Linked DNA regions of Homo sapiens: regions 1 and 3 are each linked to region 2. Evidence: chromatin loops called from intact Hi-C (ENCODE). Cell type or tissue: A673. All regions are shown on one strand.

Region 1 (8,000 bases), 120 kb before region 2:
CCAGGCGCAATGGCTCACGCCTGTAATCCCAGCACTTTGGGAGGCCGAGGTGGGCAGATCACCTGAGATCAGGAGTTGGAGACCAATCTGGCCAACATGGTGAAACCCAGTCTCTACTAAAGATGCAAAAATTAGCCAGGTGTGGTGGTGGTCACCTGTAGTCCCAGCTACTTGGGAGGCTGAGGCGGAGAATCGTTTGAACCTGGGAGGTAGAAGTTGCAGTGAGCCAAGATTGCAACATTGGACTCCAGCCTGGGTGACAAGAGTGAAACTCCGTCTTAAAAAATAAAAATAATTAAAAAGTTTTAAAATTCACTTTGGTATGATATTTTGACCCCTCAAAGTTGTTTATAAATAGAATGAACAGTGGAGCCATCTGTTAAAATGCCTTGGCTGAGTGACTCAGCTAGTAGATGAATTTTGACATATTTATAGCACCATGCATTGATCATTTTAGTTGTAATATAACAGCTGTTTATTGAGTACCTTTTATGACATAGGTCCTGGAGAACCAGTGGTAATCAAAAGAGATGATACATCTGACTTCTCACAGTGTCATCTGTTGAGGGGGACAAGGATGAAAGCTGTGTCAGTGAAGGAGGAAAATTGAGTGGTAACAGGGAGGGCAGGTGCTGTGGTGAGCATGTATGTAGCGGAGGCCCCGAACTGAACACGGAGGTGGTTAGGGGAGGCTTAGGAAGGAAATACTGGCCAGGCTGAGACCTACACAGGAGGTTTGGGGGAGGGTAGGGGAAGGAGTCAGAGTTTGAAGGCCTACATAAAAAGTAGATACAGCTATAAAGAACGAGATCATGTCCTTTTTAGGGACATGGATGGAGCTGGAAGTCATTATCCTTAGGAAACTAATGCAGGAACAGAAAACCAAATGCCGCATGTTCACATTTATAAGTGGGAGCTAAATAACAAGAACACATGGACACAAGGGAACAACACACTGGCGCCTACCAAAGGGTGGAGGGAGAAGATCAGGAAAAATAATGGATACTAGGCTTAATACCTAGGTGATGAAATAATCTGTACAAGAAACCCTCATGACACAAGTGTACCTATGTAACAAACCTGCACATGTATCCCTGAATGTAAAATAGAAGTTAAAGAAAAGAAAAACACACACACACCAAAAAAAAGCAGAAAGAGAACTAAGAAAGTTAATTGTGTCTGAAGCAAGAGAGAAGTTGTGTATGACTGCAGCACAGAAAGCTTGAAGTGTGGGACCTGGTGGCAGGCAGGGAGGGGGAAACGAGTGGTGAGATGGGAGGGGCAGGCCCCAGGGGAAGCAGCTGGGACCCGGCCATGTGAAAGTGCCAGCCCTGAACCTGGTCTGGATGTGTGTGGAGTGCAGTGGAGAGCCACAGAAGGCTTGCCTGCAGGGAGTCGGACAGAGTTGCCTGTTTGGGAGATCACTCTGCCTTCATGATGGAGAATAGGTTTGGAGAGGCAAGACTGGAGGAAGAGGGCCTGCTAGAAGCAGTCATGCAGGTGGGCGCTGTGAGCCTCAGCTGCAAGTATTTTGGAGAAAAAATGGATCAACATGGAAGAGATTTAAGATGTAGAATTAACCGTGCATTTATTGAGCAGTAATAATATTAGCTAATATATATTGCATATTTAATATGTGTCAAGCACTGTTCTAAGTGATCCACATGCAATATGTTATTTAACAACAATTGTAGTCAACATGTACAATCTACTTTCATTTCTATTCCAATCCTATAAAGCATAAGTACTATTATTAGTCCTATTTTTAAGTATAAGGAAATTGAAGCATAGAGAGGTTACGTCTAGAGAAATAGGAAGACAATTTTAGACATAATTTTGAAGGGATCTGTGAGATACACAAGTGGAGATGTTTCCTGGGTCATTGCATGTGAGGTTCTGTGGCCCAGGAGAGAGTTTGGGGGAGATTCGGTCTCCAGTAGTATAAATGGCAGTTGAACACGGGTTGAATTGAGGAGAAAGTAGAAAAGGGAAGAGGACCAAGAAAGATGAAACCTTGAGGTATGCTAAAGATTTAAAGGATGGGCAGAGGAAGAAGAATCAGCAAAGGATACTGAAGAGGAGCATTGAAAGAGACTGTGTCAGAAAACCCAAGAAGTTGTGTTGTTTCAGAATTTAAAGGAAGAGGCTGTTTTAAGAAGATGAGGTCATTGATGCCAGTGAATGTAAGAAGTCATGTTAAAACAAAAAAAACAACTAAGGCTGAGATTTATCCATTGGATTTAGTGAAAATAATTGAGAACAATTTCAGTGTTGTAATGGGGCCAGAAATGAAATTGTGGTGAGTTCAGACATTGAGATATGCGGACAAGTGGAGTGAATGACTCTTCTAAAGGCATGGTCGTTAAGAGTGGGCCATGGTGTTGAGGGGATTGACTTTTTAAAGGTTTAATAAATTCTTAAGTGCTGATAACAGGTGCCAGAAGAAGGGAATTTTTGATGATTAAAGAATAAGGAGAAAAAGAAGAACTAGGAGAAGGGCCTCTGTGCTTTTTTTTTTTTGAAATGGAGTCTTGCTCTGTCACCCAGGCTGGAGTGCAGTGGCACGATCTTGGCTCACTGCAACCTCCACCTCCCGAGTTCAAGTGAATCTCCTGCCTCAGCCTCCCAAGTAGCTGGGACTACAGGCGCACGCCACCACGCCCAGCTAATTTTTGTATTTTTAGTAGAGACGGAGTTTCACCATGTTGGCCAGGATAGTCTTGATTTCTTGACCTTATGAACCACCACACCCAGCCTCTGTTCCATTTTTATATGAAAGGACAAAGGAGCGGGTGGAGATGAAGGGAGAGTTGGTGACTTATTCACCTGTGATGGCTGCTGTGGGGGAAGAGGTGAGGTGAGACTGGGAGGAGTTGATTATGGCATTAGAAATTGGAAGTACGTGGAATGTTGTTGAGGCTGGGAGCAAGAATTGACTTAAACACAACAGAAGGGCTAGGCTAACCAAGCTTCCATTTGAAGTCGTGGAGCAGGAGTTGATGGGGTATCAATCCATGTGGTCAGATAGTGCAAGGCAGCTCTGCATGTCCAGGAGGCCAGGACACAGGGAGGCTAGGCGGAGAGGTGCCAGTGAGGGAGGTGGAGATAGGCAGATCCTGAAGGGCCTTTAAACTATGGGTTTCGATTTTATTGTGACATTATTCATTATCTAGCCAGCTTTTATAGGAGCAGTTTATAAAGTATGTTCTAGGGAATACTATTGATCAACACGTTTTTCAAAAGTCTAAATTGTGTTCAAATTGGTGTCTTGTGAGAATTAATAGAATACATATTTAGATCACTTTCATAAATAAATACATTAACATCATATTTTCAGTAAGCTCATATTTGATATCTAATCAAATTCTTTTAGTCATGAATTTGAATGAGAGGTTTTTTGGGTTATTGTTACTGTTTGTTTTGTCTTCTGTGTTTTTATATTTGGAAGCAGAATTAGCTTTTGGTCTCTTAAGTGACCCCTTAGTCACTTAAGATGGTGTTCATTTCCATCATTGTGCTTATCATGCACTTGAGTTCTCGTGTTTATTTCTTTGTCCACTTGTTTAATTTCAGCCTCTTCACACTAAAATAGGAGCTTTGTAAAGGCAAGGACCTAGTCTTGTTCACTGTCACACTTCTTGTACTTCTCAGGAAATATTCATTGGGGGCAGGGTAGAGGAGTTGGGGAAGGAAGGAAGGAAGGAAGAGAGAGAACAGTGAAGCGGGAAGGAAGGAGTTCCAAAAACTGCTTCCCTAGTGGTCATGGAAACTCTTTAATAAATTAGAATGTTGTCTCCAAAAAATACAGGCAGATATGCGTTGACAATTGCCTTTCATACACCTTAACAAACTAGTTACATAATGGGATATCAAAATTCAGTCAATGTGTTTGCTAGTTTAATTTGTTGTGATTAAAGAAAACAATGATTTTATTTATAAATTTAGCACCTAGGAAATGTGATTTCAAATATCAAAGCATAGGCATTTTTTACTCTTTTTAAAATTGAAGGGTCAACAAAATCTGCCTTATTCTTCACAGTTTTTTCTCTGTCAGTAATGTAGCAGTGTGTTAATTTCCAGAAATTTAATCTCTTCTATAAAATTTCCTGTGACCTGAAAACTTTTGAATTGGAGTTAATTTACCAAACTGTCATGGAATGCCTGAAATTTCCTTGGGGCAGAGGAGGTAGCAGAGAGGTGGTAAGTTACCATGTTTCCATTGTGTGAATAACTGATAAGTGGGATTCCAAACAGAATCCATGTAGCGTTTTAATGAATTCACATTTGGAGAAAAAAGTCACAGACTTTCAAAACTTACAGGAATTTGGCTGTCCTAGGGCAACTCCTCACTTAACAGCAAGAGGGGATGAGAAGGTTGAGTGACTCACCCAGGGAAGTGACTCACCCAGGGAAGGTCAAGTGACTCACCCAAGGTTACTTGGTAAGTAAAGAGAGAAGCCAGAAGCCTGGGGCCTCCTGACGGCTCCTGCTTCTCTTTTTACTAAGGTCTTCTGCCATGGGAAGAAACTCTGAATGTTAGCAACCATCTGGATGGTGTTAGTTGTATGTCTCTCTATGTATGTTGAAAAGAAAATGTTGAAGAATTGAATTTCTCCTGCTTATGGGTTGTGTCACATTTAATAGCGTTCTTTAAGAAAAAAACACGATTGCTCAATATGATTATATGAGCTCACCATAACCAATGACAGGCAGAAAATCCTGGGAGGATAGACACTAACACCACATTATCCTGTTGGGATAATATCCCAAATTCTGAATATAACTTTCTTTTACCACTTTAAAGGCCAAAAAATGGCTGTTAAATGGAGTATTTTTGTCAAACCAAGTTTTTAAAGTTTTCAGCAGCTGCTTCTGCTGGCTTTTATTAACTACTGAAGAGTCTTTTTTTTTTTTTTTTTTTGAGATGGAGTCACGCTCTGTCACCCAGGCTGGATTGCAATGGCGTGATCTCAGCCCACTGCAACCTCTGCCTCCCGGGTTCAAGCGATTCTCCTGCCTCAGCCTCCCTAGTAGCTGGGTTTACAGGCGCCCGCCACCGTGCCTGGCTAATTTTTGTATTTTTAGAAGAGATGCGGTTTCACCATGTTGGTCAGGCTGGTCTTGAACTCTTGATCTCATGATCTGTACACCTCGGGCTCCCAAAGTGTTGGGATTACAGGCATGAGTTACCGGACCCTGCCTACTCAAGAGTCTTAATTGAACATCAAAATCCTGGTTTTGTTTATAAGGAAAAAAAGTTAATGGTGCAACTAGGACTAATTCTTTGATTAATTTTTTAACCACTTCTACTTAGCAAGTATATGAAACACATTAAAGACTGATGCATCTGTTTTGTTTTTGTTTTGAGATCAGGTAGAAGATCTACAAAACTAGTTGGAGGCTGGAAAGAAATTTCAGATAGTGATACATAGAAATGTTCTGCCTTAACTCTGAATTTTTAGTCATGAAATAGTGCAAACTCTTAACATTACTTTTGTGGAGCTTTGTAGTCCATAAAAATAACATTGTTGTAGAGCCTCTGTATGCGTCAGCTGTGACTGAGTGTTTTGATGTCTTAGCAAAAGGCAGAGGAGTGCTTTCCTTTGAAATGTGTGAGGCGGTTTGAGATGCAGCTTCTCAGATGGATTTAATTAGTCCTTCGTAGAACTGGATGTCCGTTTGTTGCAACTGAATTCTCATTTCATTCATCCATAACTAGAAACACCTCGCTTCAAACGGGTTTCTTCAAAGAAAGAGGGGTTTAGGGTTCTATGTTGTACTGCTTTTTGATGTTGGTTTCCCTTTAACTGAGAAGACCTTATGTTTATACAACTGTTATTATTAAGAAAACACAGCTTTCTTCAGCGAGGTTCCTTTTGCATCAGCGCTGGTTCTTGGTGGCAGTCAGAGGTCTGTGGAATGGATCTCTGTCAGACTATCACAGCAGCTGTGTGTTTGCAGATTTTGCTTATGAGAGGCATGAACTGAAAATAGGCGTAAACTTGAGTAATTCCCTAAACCCAAAATATAAGATAGAAACCAGTAACTGAATCTGGTAACAGGGTAGTTGTTTGTTTCAGAAGCTTATATTAACCACAAAAACAAAGTGAATCAACTAACAAGGGTTACCATGACCCAAATAGTAATTGCATTTTGATTCACTTTGCCTACAGTGCACAGGTCAGGTCTGCTTCTCAATAAATATGTTGAAAGAATGAAATATATCCTTCATAGTAAAATTATGTTTTTTAAAAAATATGTCCTACTACTAATATTTTTTAAATTATCCCTAAACCTTCACATTTCATTAGAATAGCTACTTCAATTTACTCTGAAAAAACTGCTTTCTTGTCTTTCCAGTTTGTGTGTCCAGGGTCTGACGTGCTCCATCATCAAGGCAGCTTTTATCTTCTGTGTCCGTGATTCTAATTACATTTCAGGGGGTTGTGATCTCTCCCAGAATCCCGTTCATGCATTGTGTTTAGGATGAAATGCTTGAGGGGGTTTGGGGCTGTACACTCATGGGCACAGGTTTGCATATCTAAAACTTTCTTTGCTCTAACATCCTGATTTGTATAAAAATCCTAAAAGCAAATTTCAGACTTCTAATTATTCTTTGCCTTTAAGGAAAGACAAAATTAATTTAGACTGTTCAAGCTTAAAATTATCCCAAAGCCACAGATCACACTGAAAACACATAGTAATATAGCCCACAAATTATTTTGGTGTCTTGTTTCCATATTCCATCCAAGAGTCTGTAGAATCTGTAGGCTTATATTTCTGTCTTGTTTCTTAGCCATAACTGATCTTTTCCATCTTATTCACCAGACTCAGCACTGCGTAACTGTGGCAATTTCTGAAACTCAGTGGCAAGGGATATACCACCATTGAAGAGATTAAAAATAATCAACAAAGGCTTTAAAAAGTTTAAAAAATGTATTTGGAGCAATAATAGCAATAGGTCAGAAAAAGTTTTCACGGAAAGGGCCAATATACAATTAGGTTTCCATCTCTGTATTCTTGATTGTGTGTTTTATGTCTTGTGACTATCTTGTGGAGTTCCTAATTTTAAAAGAATTATGGGTGTGGCTCAGGAATATTTTATTACATTTGTGTAAATTAAATAATTTTTTAAAATTATGGATGTGATTTAAATATTCTTTTAGTGGTTCTGCCTTTGGTACAGTGTTCCATGATTTTGTAATGTTTTTATTTGTTGAAAAAGCTCTAAAAATCTTGGTAGAAATATAGAATCTCAGAAGGCAGAACATTTGGTAATTATCTTTTATATCAATTTGCAAGACAACTTGTTAGGGAGCCCTATTTCTAGTAGTTGAAGTTAATAAGTAACAAATCACAGCAATCACGTTTTTTATCATGCAGAGTGGGCAGTCTTATAAAAAAGAAACGTCAGTCTTTTTGGATATAGGGACACAAGCAATCATAGTTTTCCTCTGTTATCTTTAGTTTGTAAAAATCAACCTATCTACCATCAGCATTTACCCACAAGGTTTAGTTTGGAGTTACCTAAGGGGATGGTAGAGAAACAATAATTTAACGTTATGCTGAAAACAATAGTCTCTGAAGATAGAGAAACCTCTGTCACTTACCAGTTGTGTAAAGTTGGAAAAGTTACTTAGCCTCCCTGAACCACTGCAGCAGTGGTGTTTACCTGAATGTTGGCATAGAGGAAAACCAAGGGTCACGAGGCAGGTGGACTTGAGTTTAAATACCAATCCTGAACCTGCTGGCTGTGGAATCCAGCAGAAGTTAGTTATCTTTTCTTAGCCTTAGTTTTCCTTATCTGTAGAATAGGGATAGTATTCTCCAGGGTTTTTGTAAAAATTAAATGAGATTTTATATAAAGGCTCTAGTACAGTGGCTGATGTAATAAGCACCCCAGAAATGATTTCTCTTCCCTCTAAAACACGGATATTTTGCTTTTTAAAAGAAGCTAAAGTAGCTTTTACTTTGCAAGCAGTTCTTTTCCATTGTATGAA
Region 2 (8,000 bases):
AGCGCTCACCTCGGGAGCAGCCGCAGACCTCGGGATCATTGCAACATTTAGCGCATGGGGTCTGCAGAATTACATTACTGCTACTTCTACAGGCTGTGGAAAAAAGTGGGTGGATTTAATGCTGTAAGGAGGTGCATGTACTGTACAAATACAGAAGCCTCCAGGGTGGTATTCTGTGTATCCGTGAAAGTGGAGTGTGTCTCAAAGTGGGTCATTCTTTGCTGTCTTTGGGGTGCTGATTTCTGGGGTGCAGGCATACATGCCCAGTTGCAGGATGCTTTTCTTAATGAGGTCCAGTGATAACATCCCTCTCTCACCCAGACTGTGACTAGCCGCCGCCTCCTGCTGCAGCAACCACTCTCAGCCCCCAGGCTTTCAATAGGTCCACGGAAGAGCTGCGTGTCAGTTTTAAAAACAATCCCACTGGTGTTTCTTGTCATTGTCCTGCTCTTGTGGCCTTCCTCCTGACCCTTTCATGTCAGCTGTGATTCCTTTTCTTTCTTTCTTTTAATCTTTTGGGAGAAATTTTCTTGTTAGACATGATTTCACACTGTAGAGGCCATAAAATTAATTTGCTTAGAGACCCGGGTTCGGGTCACCTTTCCGTCATTCAGTCCTTAGATAACACCTCATTCCCTCCCATTACTGTCGTGTGTGGGTTGAGGAGTCCCACCAGGCCAAGCCAGAGAGCAACTGTTCTGTTCTCACTTACGTGGTGAGCTGTTTTTCAAGAACATTTTTTTTCATTTGGCTGTGTGGTCTGGAGAACACCTTCCTAAGCCAGCGGAGTGAAGTTCCACGCACTGACCAGCCCCGAGCTCACTGGAGCGAGTCATCTTCCGGCTCCATGGCAGCCCAGCCCCACCCACAGGCAGCTGCCTGTCACCCACGCTGGCATGTTCCCTCATCCTACCCAGGCAGCGGGAAAACCTGGCTGCTTCTGGGATCCTACTACTCTGTCCTGTCCACAAGCCTTCAGAGTCTTGGATTCCTACCCTCAAACATCAACTTTGTGATTTATCTTCTTGAAAACAACCACAAAAACTTAAAATCAAAACTCTCTAAGGGAGTTTCGCACAACCCTTGAGGAATAGTTAAATGCCCACGGTGAAACCGAGCTTGTACCCCACGGTCCAGGTAGGGGCACATTCCTGAAGTCTCACAAAGCATTGGCTCTCTGTGCCCCCAAAGAATCCAGAGATGCTAGTAAATAGCAGTTTTGATCAGAAGCTTGGAAGGCCCTGGTGTACATTCTTAAATGACTTCTTTTCTGGGGCATCAAAAAGCTTTTACGGTTCTCACCAGGCAGTTCATTCTGATGGGCCCCTACGCTGCACCCTGCTTGGGCCCCATCCCGGCACGCGCCCCGTGCAGCACAGCACAGGCCAGCTGAGAGGCTGTTTTAAGAAGGCGTGTTTGTGTGGTACACTCACGGGCTCAGGACAACATCAAAGGTAATCTTAAAAAGAGAATCTCTCTCTGTCTTCTCTTTTTATATTCAGAAAGGTCATTTCTAAACCAACTATTTGCACCAAGGCCTCTCTGGAGGAGTTTACCCCGTTGTTATTTTTTACTTGCTATTACAATAAGTCACTTATCCCCCAAACAGATTTAAGAACAATAAACAAATACAAAAGGAAAAGGAACATCTCATCAGTAACAAAGACTGCATCTAAAGGCATTGAGTTTGTGATTCTTTTACATCTCTTTCCAAGCAAAGCAGGAGTCCTACAGAGAAAGGAATCTGAAAGATGAAAATTATAAAAATAGTAAAAGGATCCAGTGTTCGTCAGAATCTTGTAATTTCTGGGGAGAAATGAAGCTAAATACAGTCTTAGCGCTTCGTTCATATGCAGGCTGATCTGTGATATAACTAAACTTAGTTTTTGGAGTATATCCACTGTGGGGAAATGTGGTAAATCATATTCTCAGCGAATGAAGATACTTTTCCTGAATTTAGGCTTCATATTTTGAAGTCGAATTCTGCAAAACAAGAAAAAAATAGATCTGTGTGCTACACTGAAAACTGAACAAGGCACGTCGTAAGTCAGTCACACAGAAGGCGCAGCTCAGGGCGATACCAACTAGAAAAGTAACTTTTTTGTTGACTCTGATGCCTCTAGTGATGTTGGATTTTTTCCCCCATTGCAGACAGCACAGATAGGAAAACTGTGCAATTTGGTCCAATTATAGTCCTCTCTGTCCCTCCACACCTTCCCCCATTGATTTAATGAAGGACTTGGAGGTACAATTCACTGATAAATAGTCCCTCTGCCCAGAATGTTTATTAGACTGACAGCAGCGTGCACTCTCCTCGCTTTTTCCCTCACCACTTATGACTCAGATGAATTTTAATAGGAGCAAAAAGCTTTTATTTGCACTGTAATTTCACTTAAGGAACATATCCTTCAGAAACTGGCAGACGCTTCTATGTCTTGATTGCAAAACACACACTCAGGAGTAAAGAAACATGCAAAAGATGTTATTATTCAACCTGTCACAGTGTCGCAAATCCACTTGGAACTTAGGCCATCAAAGCTCTGCCCCCACCCTTTTCAGTAGGCCCTGTGAAGAGGCACTTAGAGATTCCCGCCGTCCCCATGCAGAATTAAAGGGGGAATTATATTTTGTTTTTGCATCCCTGCCATCATGATGCCCACAGGAGGCTTTGAGTTACAGCAGGTTTTTTGAATGAAATGGAGCTGTCTCACTGCTGCTTCTTTCTTACCCAAGAGAAATCAGACCTGGTAGGGATCCAGAACCTTCGGGTGGTGGTTCCAATTTCACCAAGAGACACTTCCTCAAACCATTTTATCTTTTTTCTGTTTGGATAGACCAAATTGTGGCTCATAGATTTATTCACGGAGAGGATAGGAATTCTCTTTTTTGAAATGTTCTGCTTCACTGAACTGCCCTAAATATGCCCGATTGTTTGAGAGCCACCTACAGAAGGTGCCATGAATATACTTGTCTGTGCGTATTTTCCATCAGTGTTTATAACATCTTGATGTTATTGTCTCTCAGTGCAGAAGGCTTTCTCATTATCTTGCATCTTTTCCTAACCATCTTGTTACATCAGAAAGACTACATAGTGCCTTTAAGAAAAGCCAACGTTTTCAGTCATGAATATAACATTTTCTGTCACTGAAAAAATGGAATTTTAAATACTATTTTGCCCAAAATGAACACTGAACCCCATTGTCTTAACTTACTGATACGTAGTGCAGCCGCTCTTGGAGGGCTGTGGGAAGCTGCAACAGCCATCTGCTGCCATCTACTGGCGCCTGTCCACATGTCACCTCCTCCATCCCCTGGGTCTGCCCAGCTCATGGGATTTTCCTTGATAGGGATAAGTTTGTAGGTGGTGAAGGGAATACAAGTAAAATTCTCAGTTTTCTTTATAACGTTTTGAGATGTTTTTCTTAAAGATACAGGATGATACTTATCAATGATTAATTTTAATAACTGGAATAGCCCTTATTTCAAGAACTTTCTGAAATAGCTCAATATATGACAGAAACAAATATATTTTGATGTGTGCAGCAATTGAGAACCATTTGAATTTAAGGCTCTTACTGTAATTTGAATTTAAAAGCTAAAAATTGATTTAGAATGAATGCTACTTTTGAGGAAAATTTCATTTAAACTCATTTATGGTTTGGTTTTGTTTTTCCCTTAAGTACAAGGTGAATATCTTAACCAGACTTGCCGCAGAATTGAACAAATTTATGCTGGAAAAAGTGACTGAGGACACAAGCAGTGTTCTGCGTTCCCCGATGCCCGGAGTGGTGGTGGCCGTCTCTGTCAAGCCTGGAGACGCGGTAAGGGCTGTGTGTGTCTCTCTGCAGGACATGCTGGTCTCCAACTTCCCCTTCCAAAGCGACGGCTAACGGCACAGCACGATTCGGCTCTTTGCAGTTCTTACTTAACCGACGCCCCCTAAACAGCAAAATCGATTGCGTGTGTTGTCGACCTGTTTCACGTTTGCATTACGTTGGTGCCAGGACCCTCAGCGCTTCCCCTCCCAAATGATCTGGGAGTGGAGCAGAAAGAAGGCCAGATGCATTCCATCATTTTGCAAATGCAGTGTTTTGGGAAGTACTTTCCTTAAAAGTGCTGCTTACTCTCTAGTATGCTGTGCTCAAAGCATCCATTGAAGTCATGCCAGGGAATAATACTCCGATGAGGAACTTTTTGCATGATTCCTGGAACAAATGTCTAATTGGGAAGAAGAGTTGAGGAAAGGTTAATTCTGCAATCTGTACAGTACCAGAGCACTTCCATTACTTGGTAAATAAAATGTAGCATCACAGTTTGAAGTTTTTCATCTTGATCTTGTGACATTAAAGCACAAATCAAAGCTATATTATTTCCTCGAGATAACTTACATGGATGAATTGATAGGATGCACACATTTTCTTAGAACATGGATAGAAATCTCTACTGATGAGCAGCAAAAGTGAAAAGAAAACAATTTAGGAGGCAACCAGATTTCCAGGTACACTTAAATACTTGCATTTTTATTCATGTGCAGGAAAATAGCATCCGGACATGACTGTCTCTCATGGATGAGGTGGTGATTCCGTTTTGTATCTCAGGTCACTGGGACTTACATTTTAGTGCCTCCTGATTTCTCAATAGTACAGATAAAATATCTGCTTAACATTGAGGAAAAAATCAGGTAGTTGGCATTGGCTTCTAGAAAAGTATTTGCAATAAATGTGAATATTAAGAAAACATGATCAGTTTTAGTTGTTTGAATGACCAGCCCTGAAACTAATATGCGAAGTTAGAAAACCGACTTAACAGCTGCTTTACCTGGTGATACAGAAATAGAACTGTCCACTTTTTCAGAAAGGCATAAAAGAGGCTACGTGGCTGTGAATTGTTGTTTGCTGTGAAAGCATTGATACTCCTGGAAGAAAGCCCTCTTTAAGACTGTCTAATGCCCACGTGTTAAGGATTTGGGAGAGGCCATAAGAAAAATTACGTGTGTGTGTGTGTGTGTGTGTGTAATGTGTGTAAAATTCAGGGGAGGACATCTTCCTTCTCCAGAGTTAGGGTCGTAAGAGGATAGTCTCGTGGCCTTGACATTAAGAATCGTTCACTTGCACGTGACATTATCAGAGCTGTCAGTGGAATCTTCTAGTGACTAGATATGTAGGTTCGTAAACAATATAAGGGTTTTGTTTTGTTTTTTTCATTTTTCTTAAGTTTTTTTTCTGGAAGGCATCTATCTAGTCTGTATACTGCCAGCCTGAGCTTTCCACTCCTAATTGTGTGGCTTTAATTATAAAATCGTGTGTGTGTGTGTGTGTGTGTGTGTGTGTGTGTGTGTGTGTGTTTCAAGTAAGTGTTTTCCTTAAATCCTTTTCTAACACCTGAATCCAAACCGGAGTGGAGGGAGGGCGGGCAGGGATGAGGGAGACCACTCCTGCCTCAAGCCTGGAGGGCAAGAGGGTGAGACTGCAGCCCTGGCCCCTCACACGGCCCTCAAGGAGGTTGCTCAGAGGCAGTAAACGGGGCGCTCCCAAGGCCAGATCAGCGCAGCCTTCTGGTTTCTTTAACAGCTGCTGGCTCCTGATCTGACTTTCCCACATACCGAAAGGGTTTGGCCTTTGTACGTTCCATTTCCTGGTTAATAATTGAATGTAGAAAAGCAAGGCATTTCGTAAATGGGAACAATGTGATATCAGTCCTTGGTTCATTGATGTAGCTCAGATATTAAAAACACCCACCAATAATTAAATGTGTGTACTCATTAAGAATGGTTTGAGAACTGTTAAAAATATGTTACGGCAGAGCAACGGGGCCTATATTTTATGCATTCCTTTAAATTCAGAGTACCTGGGGGGCACGCGTAGTGAACAGGCTCAGGACCTCGGGATCTGTCAGCTCCCTCCTAAGTTCTGTTTGCGGGGGCTGCTCAGGTGGGGCGTATACTTGCTTTTATTTGTCTTTTTTGGTACTTGCAGAACTTCCTTTCATATTCTGTGCCATTGTGTTTTGATGAAACAGCCTTTTCTCTTGAATTACTGCTTGTGAAAAATGTCCCAAACCACTAATACCGAAACCCAATGCAGCCTGAGAAGTTTCATCGTCGGCTCTTAGCGCAACTTCTATAGTTAAATTCTGCTTAGTGTAATTAAAACACAAGAAGCTTCCTTGGACCAGAGGCACGTCACTTACTTGAGGCCATTGTGAGGAAACACTACCTGTCACGTTGAAATTTTGCGGTTTTAAGTGATTTTAACACCGCGGGGCGTGTTGTGTTTTCCTCCGCACTAACAATAGCCGGGCGAGGTTCCCCTTTTATGGGTGGGAAGATAATGGAGTCAGTCTCCTTGGTGTATTTTCAAGGAAAATAAGGACCCTAAAACAACTAAGGGCCTTACAAGTATTCTGTTTTTCTTTGAAATGTTACTTTTTATCGTTTAAATTCCAGTAATCTATCATGTTTCTGTTTAGCTTAGCTGAAGTAAAACTTGACCAATCGTAGAATGGTGGGCCTGGCAATAAGTTCTAAAAAAAGTGTCACATAAATCGTAATGAACAAATCTGTTTTGTGAAGTAAACAATTTGAACACAGTTTAAAAACCTCAGGAAGAAGAGATGTGGGGTGGCCGTTGAGAAGTAGTGAATCCGCTCGGGGCGCTTGGTGTGGCAGGGCCTTGTGCACTGATTCATTTGAAACACTCAGCCTGCCCTAAACACAGAAGCTGTGTTTTATTTGAAGGGCTTCTGTAGGGTTCACACAGCAAAAGTTCCTAATAACTTTTTCAGTGTCTGTTATATACTATTTAACATTAAATGTGGCAGGTCACATTTTAAATGATTGTGTAATAGTTTTTCCGAACACGTGGAGAGAGGATGTTAATACACAGTAAAATGCAGGTAAGCAAACAAATCAATAAGAAAGTACAGTGGATTATTAAGGTCCAGAATCAGTAATATAATTTAGGAAACAACTGATAGAATAAATTTTAGTGCCTTTTTATATGCCTTCTGAAAATGTTTCTGCAGTAACTCATTTCAGTTTGAAAACTCGTTTTCTTAGACTCGTAACACTATTGTAAACTGGGAGCACTTCTGTAATCAAAGTTAGCATGACTCAGCTGTTTCAAACTTCTACCTTTATGATACTCTTGAACAGAAATGTTAGAAATATATATATTTTCAGAATAACGGTAGAATACATTTTTCCACATGTCAAATTAGACTTATAGCTGCTGAATTTATTGCATAATTTTCACTTTGACTTTGAAGTCAAATAAAGTCATGATGAGCACATTCGCTTTGTTAGCCTTTTGATATCAGAAACAAAACCACCCCATAAGATAGTCACCCAAGGAGGCATTTTAATATTGCATTTAGTTAAGATTCTTTCAAGTAATGTTCGTATTCTGCAGTCATCACAGATTTGCATCAGAAATACTCATTTAATACACCAAACAAATGAGAAACAAACCATAAGCTGCTATATACTCATCTGCATTTCTTTCTTTCTTAACAATTAGTGAAACCAGGTGAAAGAATAGATTGAAATTAAGTACCTGTTGCTGCTTTTTCTTGCGAATTAGCCCATTCGATATTAGACTTCGGGATATTTTGGTGGGGCTAAGATGAAAAGATCCACCTCGTGATGGAATTGACCTTCAGCAGGGGACAGTGAGGTGTCTGCGGTTGTTCCTCTTGTGAACAACGCCTTAAAGGCGAGAAACAGCCTACTGTACAGTGTGCCAGGGAAAGCATCACATCGGTGGGCGTCGGTGGCAACACCACTTACACTTCACCCTGATTTTGTTTCCTCCTTGCACGTGCTCCTTTGACAGGGCAGGCTCCCAAGCAGGTGTGCAGTCAGGGCCACAAGACACAGGCACCCCATCCCATCTCAGAGTCTGACGTCCCCTCCTCCCCTTTGTCTCTAAGCCTCATGTAACTGAGCTTATAGCCGACCATACAGAACTGGCAAACTTGGTGAGATACCTTTATTTTTTATT
Region 3 (8,000 bases), 530 kb before region 2:
ACCACTCCGCCGCGGCGGCGGCGGCGGCTGCCGCCGAGATGCAGGACCGTGAACTGAGCCTGGCGGCGGCGCAGAACGGCTTCGTTGACTCCGCCGCCGCGCACATGGGAGCCTTCAAGCTCAACCCGGGCGCGCACGAGCTGTCCCCGGGCCAGAGCTCGGCGTTCACGTCGCAGGGCCCCGGCGCCTACCCCGGCTCCGCTGCGGCTGCCGCTGCGGCCGCAGCGCTCGGGCCCCACGCCGCGCACGTTGGCTCCTACTCTGGGCCGCCCTTCAACTCCACCCGGGACTTCCTGTTCCGCAGCCGCGGCTTCGGGGACTCGGCGCCGGGCGGCGGGCAGCACGGGCTGTTCGGGCCGGGCGCGGGCGGCCTGCACCACGCGCACTCGGACGCGCAGGGCCACCTCCTCTTCCCGGGCCTGCCAGAGCAGCACGGGCCGCACGGCTCGCAGAATGTGCTCAACGGGCAGATGCGCCTCGGGCTGCCCGGCGAGGTGTTCGGGCGCTCGGAGCAATACCGCCAGGTGGCCAGCCCGCGGACCGACCCCTACTCGGCGGCGCAACTCCACAACCAGTACGGCCCCATGAATATGAACATGGGTATGAACATGGCAGCAGCCGCGGCCCACCACCACCACCACCACCACCACCACCCCGGTGCCTTTTTCCGCTATATGCGGCAGCAGTGCATCAAGCAGGAGCTAATCTGCAAGTGGATCGACCCCGAGCAACTGAGCAATCCCAAGAAGAGCTGCAACAAAACTTTCAGCACCATGCACGAGCTGGTGACACACGTCTCGGTGGAGCACGTCGGCGGCCCGGAGCAGAGCAACCACGTCTGCTTCTGGGAGGAGTGTCCGCGCGAGGGCAAGCCCTTCAAGGCCAAATACAAACTGGTCAACCACATCCGCGTGCACACAGGCGAGAAACCCTTCCCCTGCCCCTTCCCGGGCTGTGGCAAAGTCTTCGCGCGCTCCGAGAACCTCAAGATCCACAAAAGGACCCACACAGGTAACCGCGGGCTGGGACAGGGACCAGGCGCGGAGGGGAGACACGCACAGGCTGAGACTCAGGCTGTGGGTGCCGACGCTGGGCGCAGACCGCCAGCCGGGGACCTGGGATGGGAGGTGTTTTTGCGTGTACGAAAGAGCCAGCAGCTTGTTTCTGTTGGACGATGACAATATTATTGGGCTAGGTTTTTCCATGTGCGGAAATCGAGTTTTGAATGATTAGCCTCACATCAAATGTATGCTTGGGTCATGCAATTGCTTCGTTTGCTCAGCCCCGGTTAATAATTTCCGTTTTAAGTAGAAAGCACAAAATAAAACTGCTCGCTAATTCGGTGCCCGGGAAGCGAGCCTAGAGAGGATTTTGCCAGCTTGTCTGAATGTGCTTTTCTGCTCGGAGTGTATGTCTGTCTGAGTGGTTTGTGTGTTTTCCCACTTCTTTTACTCGGGGTCCAAACGCCCTTCCCGGGACTGTTTCCCATGAAATGAGTCTGGTGTGAGCCGAAGCTGTAATGCGTTTCTCATTTTTAAAGTGTTTTTAAAGCCCGTCTCGGGGTGGGTCGCGGGGGCTTTACTGTGGTTTCGCAGCAGTTTGTGAAATTCTCTAATGGGCACCACAGAGTTTGCGATTCCCAACTTGGACCCAGGTCAGCTAGAGCCCCAGGTCAGCTAGAGCCCCAGGCAGCGCGGCCCCGCGGGGGGATCGCGTGAGAAGAGAGAGCCGCAAAAGAACGCGCCTCCCGCCTCATAGATTATTCATCTATGACCAGGTCTCAGCCAAAATCGTGCCAGACGATTTCCTAAAAGAAAGCCAAATGTTTTAGCAACTTCCCCCGTCAATATTTACTCCGAAGTGGGGATGCGCCAGCGGCCTATTGTTCTCTTCCGGGAAGGGAGGGAGCCGAGGTGCGAGACAAGCTTTTAACAAGGTTTAAAATTTGAGAAATTTATTTGCATGAAATGCTCGCTTTCGAGTCCTGTGTCTGAGCGGATGTCTTTAAGAAACAATTTAGGTGCTAATGGAATTTAACGTTAAACGGTCCCCTTTCCAAGTGGAACGACGTTTGAGTTCTCGCACCTCTAAATGACTCCAAGCATTTGGAATTCTGGCAACAGGATGCAGAGACAGCCAGAAAATTAAACGGGGAGGTTTTGAAAGGCTTTGCTGACTCCCCCAACCCTCGCCCACCAGCTTGTGCCTCTCCGCAGTCACTAGATGCTGCCTTATCTCTAATATTTACCTTTTCTTCAACTTATTTTTTTAAAGACGGGAGGTGAGACTAGAATTGTGGTTAATTCAATTTGCAGAATTTTGGATGAAAAATACTGGCTCAGTCACTCTCCACAGCCCGGCCCCCAAACAACACGTAGCAACTCCAAATGTAATTGCTTACTGGCCCTGGCGAGAAACCGACAGCAGCCCAGCAGCCTGTGTGATTTTGATAATGCCCCAAATATTTTGTCATAATAACAGCTTCTCCGTGGCGAGAGCAACTTGTTAGAAGCTGCAAATCCAAGAAGCCCTCTAGAAAGGCAGGCAGGGCTAGGAGCTTCCCCACATTCCTGAGAAATTTGAGGAGATGGACGTCAGCCTGGAAGAAAGTAAAATACGAAATAAATGAGCAGGACTGTCGGGCGGGAAGGCGGTTAATTTGATCTTAGTTCTGCCGCAGAGGGGATCGGACTGGTTTGAGGGACCCAGCCCCCTCAGGTCCTTCTCCCTCGCCGCGGCCCAGCCCCCTCGCAGCCTGAGTGGGGGCTCTGCAGGCTCTGGGTGTCTGCAGCCAGCGCCGATGTTTGCCGTCCACAGGGGAGAAGCCGTTCCAGTGTGAGTTTGAGGGCTGCGACCGGCGCTTCGCCAACAGCAGCGACAGGAAGAAGCACATGCACGTCCACACCTCCGATAAGCCCTATCTCTGCAAGATGTGCGACAAGTCCTACACGCACCCCAGCTCGCTGCGGAAGCACATGAAGGTACCACCGCGGCGGCCGGGAGGAGGGCGAGGCAGGCCGAGGCGCCGGTGCAGCACTGGCCCGGACCACCTCAGCCGGCCTGGGAGGGTCCCCAGGGGCCAGGGCGGCGGGGGGAACATTTCTGGGGGTGCTCTCCCCCAGGGGCCCGGCCCCACAGCAGCTGCACTCACACCCAGTCCCCTCTGGTCCCCCCTCCCGGCTTTTGTCTTGCAGGTCCATGAGTCCTCCCCGCAGGGCTCTGAATCCTCCCCGGCCGCCAGCTCCGGCTATGAGTCGTCCACGCCCCCGGGGCTGGTGTCCCCCAGCGCCGAGCCCCAGAGCAGCTCCAACCTGTCCCCAGCGGCGGCGGCAGCGGCGGCGGCGGCTGCGGCGGCGGCGGCCGCGGTGTCCGCGGTGCACCGGGGCGGAGGCTCGGGCAGTGGCGGCGCGGGAGGCGGCTCAGGCGGCGGCAGCGGCAGTGGCGGGGGCGGCGGCGGGGCGGGCGGCGGGGGCGGCGGCAGCTCTGGCGGGGGCAGCGGGACAGCCGGGGGTCACAGCGGCCTCTCCTCCAACTTCAATGAATGGTACGTGTGACGGGTCGGGGCCTCTCTCCCTCTCCCTGTCCCCACCCCAGCGCAGCAGCCCTCCCCGCAGCTAGCAGCGAGGGCACCTTGTGATCATGTTGTTAAAATTATGAATCTGATTTTTATGATGATGAAAATTTTACCAGCAGAAGGATTTTTTAAAGTTTTTTTTTTTTTTTTAATAATAATCTAGGCATGAAGAGCAAAAATATCCCTTCCGGAGTCTTTGAAGCTGAAAATATAAAACAAATAAAAAATAAAAAAATAAAAACCCACAAAAATGTTGAACCAAACCTCCCTGCTAATCTCCATGCCCACGTTCTTTCCCACCCTGTTCCCAGTCTTCTGACAAACTGTGTACATAGCGGACTCCTCCTTTCTCCTCCGAGGTGGTTTTAAAGGCTTTTTGGTGTATAGAAGTTTGTCCATTTGTAAAACTCCGGATTGCGTTCCTCCCCGCCTTCCGCCCCTTCCCTTCCCTAAAGTGATGGGCTTTCTCTTTTCTCTTTTTAGTTTACCCGGTTTCTTTTTAAGTAATGTGGAAGAAAATGGTTTATTTTGTATTGTGGTATTGAATATTGTGTTCCTTTTTATGAGGCAACCTGATTGTAAACTTCATGTAACTATAGACTGGAAAAAATGAGCCGTGCCAAAGTCTCCCTTCTGTTTCTTCAGCACATTGACCCATAGCACACACATACACACCACCACCAACAACGCTTGTGAATGTATTTTTCTGTTAGCTGGGTTTACATGTGATGTTTTAGTGCTTTTGCAAGTTCAATTTGTTAGTTCCTGTATGAAAGATTGTGGGGGAAAAATAAACGTCGTGCCGTTAGCTTTTTCCGTAATAACACCCTTCCTTCTGTAAATACCCGTTACCATATTTATCCATTTGTAATTAAATTATGGTATTAACTTGCTACAGAGGAAACAATATTTATAAAGAATGTTTCTTAACTATAAATATGTACAATTGTGGGCATAAACTGTTTCAGATTTTTTATTTGAAGGTTTTAAGTGGTTTGATCATTTCTTGTGATGTTTTGAGAGTAATGCATACAGAAATATAATAAAATGTGTTGAAACTGCATGAACATACTATTTTTTCTAGCAAAGTTATTAAAGAAAATGGGGGAAGAGGCAGCTGAGGATTGACCTGGGTACGCCTCAGCGAGCCTGAGTGGGCGGGAGGCACACGCGTTCTGGGGAGGAAGGTGTGTGTCTGCATAGAAACCAAGCCAAAGTGCCCGTTTGGCAGAAGGTCTCAAAATTATTTTCTTCGGCCTTTGTTTAATAGCTGAGAGTGAATTAAATTTTTGGAAAGCCCCTGTGAGGAATGGCGGCAGGAACCTTCAGAGCTTCTAATGGCTCCATTATCTGAGGGAATGCCTTTCTTTCTTTCAGCTATTTGGGCTGGATTTAAGAGCACTAAACATTTCCTTATTCTTTGTTTTCCCCCTTTCCTGCCCCCTTTCCTCTCCCTCCCTCTGAAAAGCTGAGGTACAGTTATTTTTAATTACACATTTAAAACTGTGCAGAGTACTTTCTTTTTGAACTTGGCCTAATGATTATAGTTTTAAGGGCCCGTTTGTACCAAAAGTTGCTTGAAATTTTAAGCAGAGAAACCTTGCTGAAGCAAAGCAGCTGTGTCCCAACAAGCAGGATGGTCAAGGGAAGGTGATAAATAGGCTATATTTTGATCTTCTTGGGGGAGGAGATTAGATAGGAAAGCAACAAACCGTTGGCCCCAAAGGAAAGAGAATCTCTTGAAGAATTCAGTAAAAATAGAATAAAATATCGAGACTAAAATTGCCAGGTGGAAGTGAGAGAGCCAGAGCCCCAGCCACCAGCTTTTCTCCCACGTTTACAGCCTTCCTACCTTCCCCGCAGGAGCTGATCGGAGTTTTCAAACAAGATACTCTAAGGAAGAAGGCAAAAATAATTGTAATAACGAAAGGGTAGGGATGGGGAAGATTATTTTTAAATTTCTGAGCCATCAAAATATCTCCCTCTCCCAGTAGCTCCAAGAGGCCTTGGGCAGTGCTGGACCTCCCCCCTCCAGCTCTCCCAGCTGGAAAAAGACTTGGGTGGTGGCAGCGACACCTCCAGAGGATCGCGCAGCACCGCCGTGGAGACGCAGAGCGCGGGTGGCGCGATGGCTGCGGCTTCCCTGCTCTCCTTTCCCTCCAGCCCTGGAATGAGCCTCTGGACCAGGCTGGCCAGGCCTGAGGGGTGCTTGGGGAGAGAGGGGCAGCCCTGACCTCCCGGAGGTCACAATACCTGTTCAGTGGGGAGGAAAGGCGTCCAGCCTTGGGTGGGGGAGTGACCAGAGGGTGACAGAGGCCAGGCTCGCCTTCCCCAGCGGCTCTGCGAACTGCCCAAGCGCCAACTCCTGAAGCAATCAGAGCCCCATTAAAATCAAATTTATAACCCCTAATAATATTAGGCGAAATTATTAAAATAATTGGCATATGTTACTGATCCTTGGGAGAGTTCATTGAACACATTATAAGCTGTGAGGAAAATCGTTTAGAGTTTTCCAAAGCACCCCCACCCCCATGGGGGGACGAAGGAGTCAAATGAAATATTTGTCATAACTTGTGCAAGAACAAAAAGGCCTATTGGAAATGTTTCAACTTTTTTAAAAATTTATTTATTTTTTATTTTTTGGTGGAAATTGGTTTTGAGAGAAGCCCCAAATCTAAGGAGAAGGACAAGATGGGGGTGGGGAAGGCAATTTTACCATGGGGTTTGGGGCTTTTCTTCCCATCTGGGGAAGAACAAAAAGGGCCAGAAGAGGTGGCCGATCTCACAGCCTTGAGTTGGTTCGATTGCTTTCCCCATCTGAAAGTCAGAGAGCCACCCGAGGCCCCTTCAGGTGCGGGGGCGCTGATCCTAGTTTTCAGCAGGAGAATAAAATATGAACGAGGAAGATCACAGCCTGGGAGTGGTCTCCGAGTCCACCCTAGGATGTGTGGAGCGGGCGGGAGCCGCTTTTCCTCGAAAGGGCTCCCAGTCCCTGGTCCCTCGCTTCCCAAGGCTTTGTCCAAACAAGTCACGGACCCGACAAGGTGGTCCATTCTCTCTCTTTGGCCTTTCTTTTCTGCCCTTCGAATCCGAAGGACTGGATGGAGGGGAGGGGATATGGCAATAGTGTAGAAGTGTCAAGATGTGAAAATTGCTCAACTGAGAACGCACGCGGGGGCTCGCGGCCCAACAGCCTGCACCACACTCAGGAGCCTGGGCCTGGGCCTGGGGGTGGGGTGGGGGGGACAGGCGTCCCCCCCACCCCAACCCCACCCCTATCCCTGCCCGGCTGTCTAAACGGACCTAAATGCTAACCTGCTGTTGCCTTGACTCCAGAGACACGAAACTGAAGCTAGCCCTCGCCCCTCTCTGGGATCCCGCGCTGCGCTGCGGGTAGCTGCCCGCAGGGAGGCCCAACCTGCCGCGGCTGGAGCACGGTTTCTGCTAGCCGCCGCCGTCAACTTGAACTTCAGTGAGCCTAGGCCGGCTTCCTTCGCGCTCACCTCCATCCACCACCTAAGAAGTCCCCTCAGCGCGAGCGTCGCTTTATCCGGAGGCAGCTGGAGCCCCCTCGGGAGGCCCGTCATTATTATTATTAATTATCGTGATCCTTACTGCATTATTAATGCCCAGGATGATAACCGGCATCGGTATCAGCTTTCCCTGGTTCAGTGATATCCCACGAAGTTCGGGGCGGGGAGGAAGTCACTCCAGGATCAGAGGCCGCGTCGGTTCTGCTTGGGGCATGGGCAGAGGGAGGCTGCTGGGGCCAAGCCCCGGCTGGACGCGAGGGAAGAAACTCGTCCCAGGACCCGCACGCCCATACCTGGCTGTCCCAGAGCTCTTCCCTAGGCCGGCACCTTCGCTCTTCCTCTTCCCCACCCCCTAGCCCTTTTGTCTCTTTTTCAGACGGATGTTTTCAGTCTCAAGTGGTTTTATTTTCCGCACAAAACCCTGAGATCAAGGGCAGATCACAGACTGTACCGGAGGCTCGGGTTTCCCTGGACTCTGTGCTGTTCTGCGTCCCAGGGTTGGCTAGGAAGGAAGGCCTGGGCCGGCGAGGTGACGGGTCTCCCGCCCAGGTCGGCAGGACGGGGGGAGGTGTGTCCCGGTAGGTCCCTGGTGAGCTCACCCGTGGCATCGGGGACCCGCGGGAACCCACCGGGCGCCCACTAGAGACTCGGGTCCTACCCTCCCCCACACTACTCCACCGAAATGATCGGAAGGGCGCGCTAGGCCTGCTTCCAAGGGCTCAGTGATAAAGGCCTCAAAATCACACTCCATCAAGACTTGGTTGAAGCTTTGGGTAGGTTTGTTGTTGTTGTTGTTGTTGTTTGTTTGTTTGTTTTAGCAGACACGTCCTGGAAAGAGGTCCTCAGAACCCAAAGGTTCAATAATGATTTGTGGATGGATTGATTATAGTCTG

The links. Hi-C counts contacts between places; a loop is a spot of excess contacts. Peaks named below come from ENCODE experiments on the same cell type or tissue, not always from the same donor. Only the 100,000 strongest peaks of a DNase experiment are listed, where the experiment ranks them.
Region 1: it touches region 2 in a loop (4-fold over the local background); 6 of 110 quality-filtered maps call a loop at or near these places.
Region 3: a loop joins it to region 2, with 13 times the contacts of the local background. A loop is called at or near these places in 10 of 110 quality-filtered maps.

What each region holds. Positions count from the first base shown.
Region 1 is chr13:100,388,516-100,396,515 of GRCh38, forward strand. The region is part of intron 19 of PCCA (propionyl-CoA carboxylase subunit alpha); the gene reads left to right. It overlaps LOC124903201 (a long non-coding RNA gene), which reads left to right and starts at 2,688. Exons shown (of 2, transcript XR_007063854.1): 1 at 2,688-4,200; 2 at 4,338-7,927. RefSeq lists enhancers at 3,792-4,991, 4,260-4,554. In A673, no CTCF peak of the experiment used is centred here; DNase peaks (open chromatin) are centred at 4,416 and 5,626; H3K4me3 peaks cover 790 bases; H3K27ac peaks cover 4,639 bases.
Region 2 is chr13:100,511,747-100,519,746 of GRCh38, forward strand. It overlaps PCCA (propionyl-CoA carboxylase subunit alpha), which reads left to right. Exons shown (of 24, transcript NM_000282.4): 22 at 3,681-3,821. Among named protein-coding and RNA genes, the nearest start is that of PCCA-AS1, 35 kb to the left of the region's middle. RefSeq lists enhancers at 5,316-6,040, 5,489-5,783, 7,491-8,000 and a silencer at 5,489-5,783. In A673, a CTCF peak has its summit at 3,289 (motif pointing left); DNase peaks (open chromatin) are centred at 2,475, 3,275, 3,855 and 5,575; H3K4me3 peaks cover 956 bases; H3K27ac peaks cover 7,369 bases.
Region 3 is chr13:99,982,129-99,990,128 of GRCh38, forward strand. It overlaps ZIC2 (Zic family zinc finger 2), which reads left to right. Exons shown (of 3, transcript NM_007129.5): 1 at 1-1,011; 2 at 2,818-2,981; 3 at 3,195-4,637. The coding sequence ends at 3,554. Among named protein-coding and RNA genes, the nearest start is that of ZIC2, 4.3 kb to the left of the region's middle. RefSeq lists an enhancer at 1,414-2,613. In A673, CTCF peaks have their summits at 5,662 and 5,861; DNase peaks (open chromatin) are centred at 2,823, 3,233, 4,813, 5,653 and 11 weaker places; H3K4me3 peaks cover 7,584 bases; H3K27ac peaks cover 8,000 bases.